Linked DNA regions of Homo sapiens: regions 1 and 2 are each linked to region 3. A link is a loop called in an ENCODE intact Hi-C map of the cell type or tissue named here. Cell type or tissue: PC-3. All regions are shown on one strand. Region 1 has its middle 46 kb from the start of APC. Region 2 has its middle 22 kb from the start of LINC02200. Region 3 overlaps APC (APC regulator of Wnt signaling pathway).

The links. Peaks named below come from ENCODE experiments on the same cell type or tissue, not always from the same donor. Only the 100,000 strongest peaks of a DNase experiment are listed, where the experiment ranks them.
Region 1: it touches region 3 in a loop (12-fold over the local background); 51 of 110 quality-filtered maps call a loop at or near these places.
Region 2: a loop joins it to region 3, with 3 times the contacts of the local background. A loop is called at or near these places in 2 of 110 quality-filtered maps.

Annotation. Positions count from the first base shown.
Region 1 is chr5:112,689,834-112,694,833 of GRCh38, reverse strand. No RefSeq gene overlaps it. Among named protein-coding and RNA genes, the nearest start is that of APC, 46 kb to the left of the region's middle. RefSeq lists a silencer at 2,868-3,162. In PC-3, a CTCF peak has its summit at 2,984 (motif pointing left); no DNase peak of the experiment used is centred here.
Region 2 is chr5:112,647,549-112,652,548 of GRCh38, reverse strand. No RefSeq gene overlaps it. Among named protein-coding and RNA genes, the nearest start is that of LINC02200, 22 kb to the right of the region's middle. In PC-3, no CTCF peak of the experiment used is centred here; a DNase peak (open chromatin) is centred at 2,498; H3K27ac peaks cover 2,875 bases.
Region 3 is chr5:112,755,864-112,760,863 of GRCh38, reverse strand. The region is part of intron 2 of APC (APC regulator of Wnt signaling pathway); the gene reads right to left. Among named protein-coding and RNA genes, the nearest start is that of APC, 20 kb to the right of the region's middle. In PC-3, a CTCF peak has its summit at 3,083 (motif pointing right); no DNase peak of the experiment used is centred here; H3K27ac peaks cover 417 bases.

The DNA of each region.
Region 1 (5,000 bases), 66 kb after region 3:
TACGATTGTTTGTTACCCATTCACTGGTTGAAAAATATTTGGGTGTTTTCAGTTTGGGGTGATTATTAATAAATCCATTATAAATATTTGTGTACAGTTTTTTGAGTGGGTATATGTCTTCATTTCTCTTGAGTAAATACCTTGGAATGGGATTTTTGGGTCATACGGTAAGTGTATATTTAACTTTATAAGAAACTGCCAATCACATATCTTAAATGATGAGCATCTTTTCATGTACTTATTTGCCATCTATGTATTTAATTTGTTGAAGTGTCTGTTCAAATTTTTGCCTATTTCTAAATGGGATTTTAAAAACCTACTGAGTTGAGAGAGCTCTTTATGTATTTTGGAAATATGTCTTTTAATGAATATGTATTTTATAAATATTTTCTCACAGTCTGTAGCTTATATTTTTAACAGTGTCTTTTCAAGAGTAGAAGTTTTAAGTTTTAATGAAGTCCAGGTTATCAGCTTTTATTTCTTTTGTGGATCATGTTATAGGTGTTGTATCTAATGAATCTTTGCCTAACCCAAGGTCACAAAATTTTTCTCCTGTGACTTTTTCTAGACATGTTACATGTTGTACATTTAGGTTAATGATCTATTTTTACCTTAATTTTTGTGTGTGGTACAAGATAAGGGCTAAGGTTCTCTCTTTTTTAGTATATAGATGTCCAATTGTTCCATAATCATTTGTGATTATCATTTAAGAATCTTCTTTCTCCATTGAGTTGATTTTGCACCTTTGTTGAAAGCCAATTAACCGTATGTATGTATATGGGTTGTGTTCGAATTTTTAAAAGAGACTTCAATGCTAGGGGCTACCAACTACTTTTCTAGGGAGGAAAGCTAGTATCTCAGAGAGCCAGACACTGTTCTCACCAGTTCTGAGAGATGAGTAAATTCCTAAAGCAGGAAGCTTTGAGGGAGGCTCAAGCATAGGCTTGCTTTACCTTGAACTGAAAGAGACAGGTTATTGTCTGACTACTAGCTACCAGGCTCATGGTAGTCCTCATGTGCCTGAACACTAGGCAATCCTGAATATGAGGAGACCTTCCTTTTTTTTTTTTTTCCAAAAAAGCGACTAAAAAATGATAGGCCAACTTGGAAACAATACACACTTCTAAGGATATAGTCAAAACAGTCAAATGTCTGTTTCTAAAAACTTTGTTATAATTAACTATTATTTATTAAAATCCCATATCATATAAAATGACATGTGCATTTAAGAATGTTCTAGAGTTTTTCTGTCTCACATATTATGACCTAGTTTTACTTAAGTTCCTTGCATGTATCTTCAGCATTATAATCTTTGCCAACACTAGAACCACGCTGGTGTCATCTTACCCCGGTTTTTTCCAAGCACATCAGCTTTGTTTCATTCGATCTGTTATTTGAAATACAGCACTTTTTGAATCCCAGCAAGAAGCTGTCTTCAGCAATTTTATCATAAGCTACAAGTACCTATTTACATAACATTATGGGAGTTGGCATTTTTATTCATTTTGAACCCATGCTTTTATGATTTCTACCTCATAATTATTTATAGTGTTTTTTTAAAACAAATATATTTAGAAATTGTATTGTGCCTCTTCCAGTCCCCCCATCAAGGAGGATGAGATAAGAGAAAAGAGGAAAGGAAGGCACTAAAACCCCTAAAACCCAAAGCACAGGGATGGTGCCAAAGAAAAATGGGAAGGCCGGATTGATAAAAGGGTTGGGTCAACTCCCAGGTATGCCTTGTGGGTCAAGAGAGTGGGCAGTGGGAGTTGGGTGAAGCACTATTGGCAGCAGGGTGATGGTAGTCTGGGGTCCTAGACACCAGGGACCCGGGGTTTCCTCCTTGTCTAATGAGGCAGAACTGGATTCAGGATTAAGGGGCTAACCAATATTCCCCATCAGTAGAATAGAACTCATATTTTGAGGGCTCACTGGTGAGTCCTGGGCTTTATTTCTGCCCTCTGACTTGAAGACCTTCCAACATCCTTATAAAGTGCAAAGCAGTGAGTGAGTAGCTCTTCATTTATGTCTCCATGGATGGCAACTTAGTGCCTATCTCTATGTTCCTGAAGAGGGCTGGGCAGTTTCTTTTTTTTTTTGTGTGTGTGTGTGTGTGTGTGTGTGGTCTAAGTTTCACTCTGCCTTCTTAGGTGCTTTTCACTTCCTTTTGGAAAATATCTTTTGTTAGTAAAGCTGAGCTCACATGAGTCTCCTAAGTCTCTTCTGCCCTATTTCAAAGTGTGTGTGTGTGTGTGTGTTTATCTTCAGGGGGCTTAGGAGCAGGTGTAGCTGTGTATGTTTGCATTTTGGCATTGGTGTTAGTTCGGAGTTCAATCAGAAGACAGACACCACATAGTAATTTGAACATCAGAAATTGAAATAGAGAACTATTAACTTTAACAAAAGATTAGAGTAAGAGGAGATTAGCTAGTCAAAGGTAAAAATAACTTTAAGGCCGAAAGCAACCTAATGGAGAGCAGCTACAACTCAGGGCTGAGCTAGAGCATCCAAGGAAGAGACTCCTCCATCCTGGGCTGAGATCCAGATCCAGACCTCATTGGTAGAGGGTGCAACCATGGCTCACTGGATGGAGAAGAGGTTTGCTGAGGTCCTCTGCTGGTGGGACTACCTGGGAATCCACCCTCTAGATTACCAGGGGAAGCTCCCCATGGGGAGGTGCCATGCCTTGGATCTCATTGCAAAGCTCTGTGAGAGGATTTTTGGGGAGACATTTCTGGGGAAGTGCTGAGCTTAGGGTACTCCATTGCAAAGCAGCCTGAGAAGGTGATAGGGAACGATGCCCCTGGGGAGGTAGCACTTACTGCTGGCTGCTGGACACTGCTATCCCCTGTGCACTGGAGGAGCTGATGCTGTGTAAGCCAGTGGGTACTGTAGGAGCTTGCTGAGAGGTGCACACCAGAAAAGGACAAGAAATCCCTTCTTCCTCCAGTGACCTTCTAGCACCCTCTACCGACGAACATCATGCTAACTAGCAGAAGAGAAATACTGAGTCTAACTCCATTATTGCAGAGCAGGCAGTGAAGGGTGAGTTCAGAATGGACAGGTAATAAATTGATAATTGGCACAGCATCTCATGCCTGAAATGTTTAGGCTTCCTTCTCATTCTCATCTGAAGTCAATCTGCCTGGAGATGGGGACTTTTTAAGCTCCAAGCCCCATTGTGGGGTACACACTGCAGGAGACCCCTGCTCCAAGACACAGGGGAGCTGTGTCATGGGACTGGGGACAACAAAGAAAATCCTCCTGCTAAAACCAGGAGAGCAGCAGCAGCATCACTAGATGTTGCCCAGGCTTTGGGTGGAAGTTGGATTCTGGTGTGGACTCTGTTGCCATCTGCAGACCAAAGTCTTCTGTGTCTGGTTAGAGGTAGGCAACCACTCTAGTTCTCCTTGTATGTAACGAACTTGGTCAGTCAGATGGAGGTTGATGATTTCACTTTGGAACTACACATGTAGTAGTCTGCTGCCTGTCCTTATCTTTGCCATAATAATCTCTTTCAGGCATGTCTCATGATGCCGAACACTACAAACATGACAGTGGTAGTGAACCAGTGTAAAGCAGACTGTCAGCACAGGGGGTGGGGATTAGGAGGCAGGAAGTGGAGAAGGGGGAAGCTCCAGGTGTTCTGTGCCTCTGGCCATGGAAACCAAAGATACTTCCAGGTCTCCATAGAATTTCAAGTTGACTCAGGCTGGCTGCCTCAGGACACTGCTCTCAAGAAACACAGCTCCTGGTGACACTTGAGGGTCTTCCAGACAATGTAGCCAATTCATTCACTGTTGAGGAAAAAGTATCTTTCTGGCCTCAATGTGCCCTACCATCCCCCTACAACCACCCCATTTCCAAAGCGTCCTGGCCTAGTTCCCAGTCACAACTTTCTTTCAGGAGCACCTCCCACTTGCTTGGGAATGATGGCTTAGAGGTGATAAAATTATCAGTGATCAAAGAGATTCTATTGCTGCCTTTTTGTTCATTGAAAATAAGCTGAGGCCAGTAAGAGCGAAGCATTGCATGAGTCATCAGATGCTGATGAAAATGACAGAATTTGAAGCTCCAAAGTAATCTATAATCTCAATCAAGAAAATACTAAATTTTGCCAGGAATAATGCCAAAATTTAGATTTTTTGCTGTTATTAAGAAAAAGAGTAGTATTTTAAAATAAAAGACTTGATTGCACCTAGATCTTTGCTTTCTGTGTAAGATTGCACTAAAACCTATCTGCTGTCTGTATTTGAAGTAGTTACAACCTTTCCGCAGCCTCGCTGTAGGAGATAGATACCCCTAGATGAACTTGGAAAGCCTAGAGCAGGGGGAACATTTGACTCTCTTCTCTGGAACCCTGGGAGGAAATCACCCGACAGCGTGCTCCTTGCCAAACTGAGTAGAAATGGAAGGTTAAGTAGAGAGAAGGCTGGACACAGTGCCCACAGCCTGAACATGGCGGAAGCACACTGAGCTTTCCAATAGGTCCAGCAATAGGCATGACAGGGGCCATCTCACCTTGGAGCATGGTGACCTATAGCCCAGGCTCTAGGGTGGGAAGCCGAAAAGATCAATGTGAGGTTGAGTCTCCAAGCTTCATTTGAGCCAGAAGGGGCTGAATGGGGGTGGCCATAGTGGGCCTTTATCACATTTAGACAACAGGCTACAAGTTACCAGCTGTAAAACCTTCAGCTGCAGCAAGGACACAAGCATCTGGGGCACAGCCAGACGAACCCCTGTACACAGATATATCCTGAGGGGAAAGAGAAGACGAGAATCCTTGAGAGTGGATTGCAGCTCATGTATTGAATTTGAGCTCCAACTTACTGAGCTTAAATCTTTAATTTGACTGAATATTTACTCCAAGAGACTAACCTTGAAACTGCAATGACACAGTTACCTTGAGAGTGACAAGGCTGAGTTTACCTCTGTCGTTGAAAATGGAAACTTTAAAGTTAAATTGAATTCCACTATGGAGAAGTAAACTAAAATACATT
Region 2 (5,000 bases), 110 kb after region 3:
AATTTACAATTTTAAAAGATGAGATATATATCATGAGTAGCCTTTGCTTCCTTTCATAAACCACTATGGCTCTATTATTTTATCCAAATCCTTTTTGAAGTTATGTATTTTACCCTTTTAACTTATGAGTTCAAGAGCATTGTAAATTGCCAATCATGATGAAGTAGTGATGTCTTTGATTTATTAAAGACAAATATCTAAGTTTGTCATTTTAGAGAATTGTTCTTCTTTAGTCAAACATTGACTATTAGTTATGATTCTCATAAAACTTGCAAATGAATATAAAACATCTAAGTGCTATTCTCCTTTAATTTTTTGTCTCTGTGGTAAGTAGTAAAATGATTTATAGCAAAGCCACTAATGTCCATTTAGCAGATGTTTGCTGGGTGTGGCTACACCAGAGGCTGGCTGTCCTGGTTAAGAGCATGTGACCTGGAGGCCGGGCGCGGTGGCTCACGCCTGTAATCCCAGCACTTTGGGAGGCCGAGGCGGGCGGATTACGAGGTCAGGAGATCGAGACCAAGGTGAAACCCCGTCTCTACTAAAAATACAAAAAGTTAGCCGGGCGTAGTGGCGGGCGCCTGTAGTCCCAGCTACTCGGGAGGCTGAGGCAGGAGAATGGCGTGAACCCGGGAGGCGGAGCTTGCAGTGAGCCGAGATCGCGCCACTGCACTCCAGCCTGGACGACAGAGCGAGACTCCGTCTCAAAAAAAAAAAAAAAAAAAAGAGCATGTGACCTGGAGTCAGTGTGAGCTGGGTTTGTGTCCTTACTTATCACTTCTTACGTCACTTTTATTTTTGCATGGAGGTGTTGAGAAATGGGTGTGTGGGGGCAGGAGGAGAGAAGCAAGGGGGCAAATGGAAGGGAGGTAGCAAAAGAGAGGATGGAGGTGGGGGAGAAGCGGGTGGGAGGGACCAAGAGGATGAAGTAAGGAAGCAGGTGGCAGGAGAAAGAGGAAAGCAAGAGAGGATGGGAAGGTGGTGAGAAGTGAGGGATGGGACCAGGGGAAGAGTGAGAAGCGAGGCCAGGAGAGAAAAGTGAGGGGGCAGGTCCTTTGTCATCTGAAACCAATTTTTCACCATTCTGAGCCTTTTTTTTCTGACCTGCAAAATACGGATGATAATAGCACCTACCTCATAAGATTAATCATATGACTGTTATGAGGATTATGTAATACAATCTACAAAATCCAAAGTGGAGGAAACACTACAAGATGACTGTTTCAGTTTCTTCGATAAATAAATTGAAAAGAAAATAAAGATGTTTCGCTCTGGAGGAGGGGAAGAGAGAAAGAGGACGGCGGAGAGAGCGAACCTGAGCACATAGTACATTTAACACTACATTAATTTAAAGTTTTAGCTATTTATGATATGTGCTGTCCAAATTAAACTATACAACAGTTTACCGAAATCGAATAAATGTTCATGACATTCTACTAAGTGTGATTCTAGGTCGTCCTGTCATTCAATGAATGTTACGTTGTCCCTGCCAGGCCATTTGGGGTTACAGTGAAAGATAATGACAAACCTCACTCTTGGTCCTGGCTTTGATGAGTATTAGATGTGACATCTTGAACAAATAATTGCTCCAGTTCTACATTTACTCAGCTATAAAATTTGGATGAACATAATACCTGCCTCACCAGGCTGTTGTGAAGATTGATTACACCATTAGGTGTAATGCTTAGCACCATACCTAACACTCAAAAAGTATTCAATAAATAAATACTGCTTCCTATTATTGTTATCACAATAATCAACATTTCCCCTGCCCTCAATAAGCTTATTATCTGACAGGGGAGATAAGACACATCTGACATGTCCGCAGAGAACTATAGCTCAAGGCCCAAGGTGAGGAATGGTGCAAGCTACATACAGGTGTTGTGGGAACACAGGAGAGAGTGGAGGGGTTTGAACAGAGGGGACCAAAGTCAGGAGGTTCGTGTCCAGACCAGCGATATTTTTTAAAGAGCCACTCCTCTGACTGTAGGAGCTGCAATCTCTGGTTTTGAGTTCTCTCTTCAGAGAACTGCAGGGTAAACTGCTGTGAATGCAGACTGGAGATCCCCTGAGATGCCACCATCCTTGCGCTTAGTGTGTCTTCCTGCCCAATGCATTCAAGTTACTGCCATGCAGCAGGCTGCTGATGGAAGCCTGGGAGGAGAAGGGCACTCTGGCTGAGCTGAAGGGGACAGATAAATAAAGCTCACCTAAACATTGAGAGAGCACAAGCATTAGGGTAAAGGGGGATCAAGAATTCCTCTGGGAGGAGTTCAGGGACCTCACTGAGAGGAGGAACTTGAAGCTGCATAGGAAGTTTTCTAAGGTACCTGATTCTCTTTGCCTTCCTGTCTACGGTGCTCAGGGCACCAGGGCCAAGAGGTAGTGATGTGAGTAGGAGGAGCCCTGGATTTGATTCAAAGGATCGATGTGAGTCCTGACTTCACTACTTACAGAGCGGCCTTGGGCAAGTTGCATAACCGCACTTGACTGCAATTTCCTCAACCATAAAACAGGTTTAATAATACCTGCCCTGAGTATCTCGTGGGAGTATTGTGAGGATTGAGTGAGTCAATGTATATGAAACATGAGTTATTATAGCCAGTGACTTCGGTGTCTTTGTCCTTGACTTTGGATATGCTTTGAGTGTCTTAAAATGAATTAATCACTCAAGTAAGTGTTTCTGCGACTAGCCTTGACCAGGACAGATAAATAGGAAACCTGTTTCTTTAAAGGTCATTTACATTTAGGTATGCTTCAAACATTTTCTTCATTTATTTCTCCCCTCAGGGAAATCCCTGTTCTTTGCATGATGGAATACTTACTCATCTTTTTATAATTCAACATAAATACTGTAATCACTTTAAAGTCACTGGTAGGAAAAGCAGGTTTCTTCAAGACTCCACCATTTGCTATAAAAGGTAAAAGATGACCTTGTCTGAAATATAGGATGTAATTATTTCAGATTCTGAAAAAAACCGTTCTTGGAATAAACCATGCCTTTCCTTCGCATGTTTCTTTTTAAGAAAACTGCAAGCTCTAGCAAGAAAGATACCACAGAAATAGAAATGCCAATCTCTAAGATCCCAAGACACTTTCAAAATAATAAATAATTAATTTTTTTCAAGGATCCTTAATATGATTAATCTTATTTTAGAGATGAGGCAAGGGAAGCCAACAGAAGTTAAGAGACCTGCCCAAGGTTATAAGCAGCCAAGCCTGGAATGGAAGCTGGTTTGGAGCTCAGCACTTCTTCTAATGAAAGGGTCTCAGTTTAGTACAATTATTGAGTATGAACAATGTCATATGCACTGTGGGAGACATCATCTAAGAGCCCATAATCTACTAGGGACCACCCCCCCAAAAAAAGTATAAAGCAAACAGCAGTGAATACTATAATTAGATGTCAAGATGTCATAAAAGAAGAGGAGGGGAAGAGATTAATTATGACTCAGGCAGAAGGGAAGTCTGGATATATTTTTACAGAGGAGATGGGATTTGAGCTGAGGCTTTGGGAATGGGTTGGACATGTATAAGAGAACATGGGAAGGGGGACCAAAGGGATGTCATCCTGGGTAGTGTTCTGGTTTGCATCAATACCTAGGGATTGGAAAGCAAAGGAAACACTCTTACTAAACAGCAAGTAGAACTGGGTTGTTCACAGAATAAAGATCAGATTGCCAAGGATTTTAAATTCTAAACTGAAGACGTTGGATTTTGTTAGCTGTGATAAGCCGTTACTGGCTTCTAGGTAGGGAAGACATAAGATAACTGTTCTAATACAAAATACCAATACAATACAAAAAGACACATCCCCTGCTTCCAAAGTAACCCGTGCTTATGAATATGCCAAGAAGTGTTAGGAGTAGTAGGAGTAGGATGCTTTGGAGGCACAGACTAGGGGTATCCAAATCAGGGAAGACTTCTTGGAGGAGGTTTTTACTGTAGCTAAGATGGAAAATGAATAGAGATTGGTTAGATGAATAAGGCACAGAAGTGCATTCTAGGTAATGACACTTGAAAGGTAAGAACTAACATGAGAGGTACAGGGAACAAGCAGCTCCATGTGACGGGTCACAGCTGTGTGTAGTGGTGGGTGGAGGACAAAGGATAGGAGATGAAGCCAGAAAGGCCAGTGAGCCTAGAGCATGAGAAGTTGTATGTGCTAGTTAAGAGAATAAACTTCAACCTGAGAGCTTGTAAAGGGTTTCTAAGTAGAAGAGGGACTCTGTTAGACAGGTTAAGTTCTGTTAAAATAGTTCTATTTCTAGTAAGAGCTTGACCTAGGTCAGTGGCAGGCCATGAGACTAGAAAAAAACTCTAATTTGGATGGAGAGTTCAGACTAACGCAGAGTGGAATTAAAAATCAAGACAAAGTCAGCGTGGCCAGGCTTGGTGGCTCACGCCTGTAATCCCAGCCCTTCGGGAGGCCGAGGCAGGTGGATTGCCTAAAGTCAGGAGTTCGAGACCAGCCCAGCCAACATGGTGAAACCCTGTCTCTACTAAAAATACAAAGTTGTGGTGGCAGGCACTTGCAATCCCAGCTACTTGGGAGGCTGAGGCAGGAGAATCGCTTGAACCCGGGAGGCGGAGGCTGCAGTGAGCTGAGACTGTGCCACTGCACTTCAGCCTGGGCGACAGAATGAGACTCCATCTCCAAAGAAAAAAAAGCCAGTGGCTAAACTATGGGTTTGTACCAAGGGCTCTGGGATTTTAAGAGAGAAAAACATGAAGCCTGGAGCATGATGCCAGGCAGGGTTCCCTGAATGGGGTATGGCTTGCATGAGGAGGGCATTCTGGGTAAGCACTACAAGGCAGGAGGGGAGAGGCATTCTAGGCAAACACCACAGGGAGGTGGGGGGAGGCATTCTGGGTAAGCACCACAGGGCAGGAGGGGAGAGGCATTCCACCACAGGGCAGGTGGGAAGAAGAATTCTGGGGAAGCACCACAGAACAGGTGGGGTGAGGCAAGGCCAAATTCCATGGCTGTGAGGAGAAAG
Region 3 (5,000 bases):
CACTCCAGACTGGGCGACAGAGCGAGACTCTGTCTTGAAAAAAAAAAAAAATGGATTGAGACCTAGTTGCAATTTTAAGTTCACAACTAACTGGTTTGGTTTTCCCAGTTCCTTGAGTGTGTCTCTCTATATTCAGATAGAAAATATGAAAGTTCTCCATCTCCTCAGCAGTTAACTTCTTACCCTATACAGTATCAAAATCTGACATTTATCTTGAATGGAAAACCAGTCATGTTTGATATACTAGGTAGGTCTCCCTCTAATAGGTCTTTCCTAAACATTGCAGGAATATGGGATATTTCACTTTGCCTTTCCAGTTCAGCCTTATTCTCTGGTAGCACTTAACTCTCTAGCCTTAAATGTTGTTTCTCTTGGAGGTTGTAAACTCAGGTCTTTAATCTCCTGCTCTACAAAATTTAAAATCTGGCAAATGACTTGAGGAGACCTGTGGTATGAAAGTAACATGTCTCTCCCTCTAGCAGGACTTCGCCTGCTAACATTCTGCGTTTCTAGTCTATCCCAAGTCTCCTGCACTACAAGACTCGGCCAATATCTCATGGTAAAAATGAGCCATGCATTTAGAGCTCCTCTAAATGCTAGTATCTCTACATCTGCCCTCATGTTTGTCAAGGCTGCCAACGATTTCATTTTCTTTCATACCTAGTCCTGCAGAAAGTCCTCAAGAGTTTCTTTCTCCCAGTGAAGTCCTCCTGCTTGTGCCAATGATGAATCTCAATCTGTACCCAGAATCAATATACCCCAGGAAGAAAATTACCAGTAATCTCAGCTTATCTAGAAAGGGTTCTTTCTTCCTAAGAATTATAGTTAATAAAGAGCTTGATGATTCCACAGTCCTCCAGTGTCCTTAAAAGTATGATTTTTGTATTTTATCCAGTGTTTTCTAGTTTTTGAGTGGGACAGATTTCTTGGGGGCTGCATACTGCATACAACCTAGAAGAGGCCCTTGATTTTGAAGAGTTTTTAAAAGAAAATGGAATACAATTGCAAAGCAGTTCCAAAAAAAAATGTTTCAAAAAGTTCTTTGAGAAGTGGCAGCTTTTAAATACATATGTAATTTTGAAGGAGAGAATATTCATTTGTATTTTAAAATTCTGGAAGCTCAGTTTTAAAAGATTAATTACACTATATAATCACACATTGTCTTAGAAGTATTTTAACATTTTAGAAACATTAGAAAATTATTCATTAGGCTGGGCACGGTGGCTCACGCCTGTAATCCCAGCACTTTGGAGGCCGAGGCAGGAGGATCACAAGGTCAAGAAATTGAGAACATCCTGGCTAACATGGCGAAACCCCATCTCTACTAAAAATACAAAAATTAGCTGGGCGTGGTGGTGCACGCCTGTAGTCCCAGCTACTCGGGAGGCTGAGGCAGGAGATTAGCTTGAACCCGGGAGGCGGAGGTTGCAGACAGCCAAGATCATGTCACTGCACTCCAGCCTGGTGACAGAGCAAGACTCGGTCTCAAAAAAAAAAAAAAAAAAAAGAAAGAAAGAAAGAAAGAAAATTATTCATTAGAAATGAAATCTGCTGTGGTTATACCAGTGATATTTATCTATGAGCAACTTTGTCATTTCAGGGAGGCTGCTACTTGACCCACTTTTATTTATTTCAGTATATCATAATTAAAGATGCTTTTCATTACCAGATATAAGTACACTTGATAATTACATCTTCAAAATACATTCTGAAATGTTGATCTCGGTTTTTCCTTACTTTCTGAAAAGATATACTTTACATGTATATTGTTTTACAGTTTATAGACCAATTTATAAATATTAAATTTTGTCAAACTACAACAAAGATGTAAATGCTTCAATAACTTGCCTATAGATAATTCTTCCTACACCATGCCATCTTTCAGCTTTTTATCTCTAAAATGCCATATTTACCTTGTTGCTATACTCAGTATTTTAAAGTCAATTAAAGAGCTCTAGGTAGGCTGGGTGCGGTGACTCATGCCTGTAATTCCAGTACTTTGAGAGGCCGAGGCGGGTGGATCACCTGAGGTCAGGAGTTTGAGACCAGCCTGGCAAACATGGCAAAACTCCGTCTCTACTAAAATACAAAAATTAGCCGGGCGTGGCGGTAGGGACCTGTAATCCCAGCTACTCTGGGAGCCCAGGAGGTGGAGGCTGCAGTGAGCCAAAATTGTGCCACTGCACTCCAGCCTGGGCGACAAGAACGAAACTCCATCTAAAAAAAAGTTGTGGGGAGGGGGCCAGGCGTGGTGGCTCATGCCTGTAATCCCAGCACTTTGGGAGGCCGAGGCGGTGGATCACGAGGTCAGGAGTTCGAGACCAGCCTAGCCAACATAGTGAAACCCCGTCTGTACTAAAAATATAAAAATTAGCCGGGCGTGGTGGTGCACACCCGTAGTCCCAGCTACTTGGGAAGCTGAGGCAGGAGAACCGCTTGAACCCGGGAGGCGGAGGCTGCAGCAAGCCGAGATTGCCCCACTGCACACCAGAGCCCAGGCGACAGTGTGAGACTTCGTCTCAAAACAAAAAACAAAAAACAAAAAACAAACAAACAAAAAAAACAAGTTGGGGGGAGGGCTCTAGCCATGGAGTAAAAAATACACTACACAACTTTTTTTAAGATTAGCTATAATTCTGCATTTATCTGATTTCATATCATCTAAATTCCATGTAATCTCTATTTTATTTTCATTACAAAAAATTTCAAACATATACCTAAGTATGCAGAAAATTATAACAAAGCCCCATGTACCTTCATATCCCACATCAATAATTATCAATTCATGGTCAGTTTTATCTCATCTACACCCATATCCACTTCCTCTATTTCCACCCCTCTGCCTCAGACTTATTTTTAAAATAAAGCTCAGGCATCATACAACTTCTTTGTAAATATTTCAATATGTATATTTAAACAAGGATTCTTTCTAAACACAAACACAATAATATCATTATACTTAAAAATAAATATTTCCTTAATATACAGTGTTCACATTTCCCTAACCCATAAACACTTATTTCCCTGGCTGCTACAAAGACACATATAATCAAATAGCAAAGCAGTGTCCTCTTTTGCCACTAGATGGTACTACTACATAAATTTTAGACTTTAAGTAATCCGGTTGGAGGAGACCTACTTTTTGCTGTTTTTTGTTTTGTTTTTGTTTTTGTTTTTCAGACAGACCAGGTCTGGCTCTTTTGCCCAGGCTGGAGTACAATCTTCCCACCTCAGCCTTCCAAGTAGCTGGGACCACAGATATACGCCACACCTGGCTAATTTTTGTATTTTTTTGCAGAAACAGAGTCTTGCCATGTTGCCCAGGCTGGTCTCAAATTCCTGAGCTCAAACAATCTTTCTGCTTGGCCTCCGAAAGTGCTAGGATTATAGGTATGAGCCACGGTGCCCAGCCTCCTTTTGCCTTTTTTGGGGGTAAAGAGATTAATGAACAGGAAACGTGATTCGAGTTTATATAAGGTATTACAAAGTCTAGCAAGTGATTTTGGGAGAAATAACCATTGTGTGGATTAATTTTAATCCACAGTAGGAAGTGCCAATGGTTTCAAAAGTGTCTACACAAAACAATATTCTAAGACAAAATAAATAGCTCATGGTTTATGCTCTTTCACAGCATAAAACCTTAAAAAGAGATATAATTTCATTACAGGGCTGTAATTGTTATGGTACCACATGTCCAATTCTAAGGAAATATGTTAATGGATTCACAAGATGTCTGTTGAAGCACATGCTGAGTAAAATAAAATTTATGGTTGGTTTCAGGTATATCTGAAGTGCCACTATTCCTGATGTATATAGGTTGAGCATTCTAAATCCGAAAATTTGAAGTCTGAAATGCTCCAAAGTCTTGAGCTTTCTGAGCACCAACATGACACTCAAACGAAATGCTCAATGGAGCATTTCAGATTTTGGATTTTCGAATTAGGAATGCTCAAGAAGTATAATACAAGTATTTAAAAATCTGAAAAAATATAAAATCCAAAACACTTCTGGCCTGAAGCAATTTTGGGTAAGGGATACTCAACTTGTATTATACCACACATATAAATGATCAACTAGATATTCCACTGTAGAAATTTGAGGGTGTGACTTCTATTGTCACTCTGAGAGACATTCCACTTCAGTGTGGAGATGGATCTAAGGGTAAGTTACATTGTCTCTCAAATATGAGTTTTGAATTGCTTAAGGAATTAAACAAACTTTAAAAAAGAGATCTCAGAGTTCTACACTACAAAACAGACATGTACTATCTAAACAGGCCTGCCAGGAGGAGTTCTCTGCGAAATATACCATACTAAAGTAGATGAAAGAATATTTTAATTCTGTATTTTAAAACTTTTAAAAACACATGCCAAGTATAATGATTTGAAATGTAATGTGTTGATCAATGTTAAAATACCAAACTACTCTTTTTTAACCTGTTAGGCAACTAATGCAAGTCTTTTTAGGTCACCCATAGTTTGTGGAAAGAATAAAATGTTTGTTTATAGTCTACCTTATTTCCCAAGGGATTTGAAGTAGGTATATTGGATGTCTGTCATTGCTGGGGACAGTTTTACCACAGAAGAGGCTAATTAGAGTAGAAAAGATTGATAGAGGGATGGAAAAAGAGAATAGGACACATGAGCAAAGGTTGAGCTGTGATGATACTGAATATAAAGGGTAAAAGAGAAGCAGAAACAGTTACCTCAGTGACACACAAAAGTCTGGAGAATAAGGGAAACCTTGAAATGCATAGGAAAAAAACTAGGATAGAATAGGAAATTAGTAAGGAATAAGAGTAGTGAACAGACAGGAAGAACTGGACCAGGAACTCAAATGTTAAAATAGCCAAGAGGGAGAAACAACACAAAGCAGGAAGATTTTTTTTTTTATAAAGGAAGTAATTTTTTTTTTTTTTTGAGAATGGGGTCTTGCTATATTGCCCAGGCAGGTCTCGAGCTCCTTGGCTCAAGCTATCCTCCTGCCTCTGCCTCACTAAG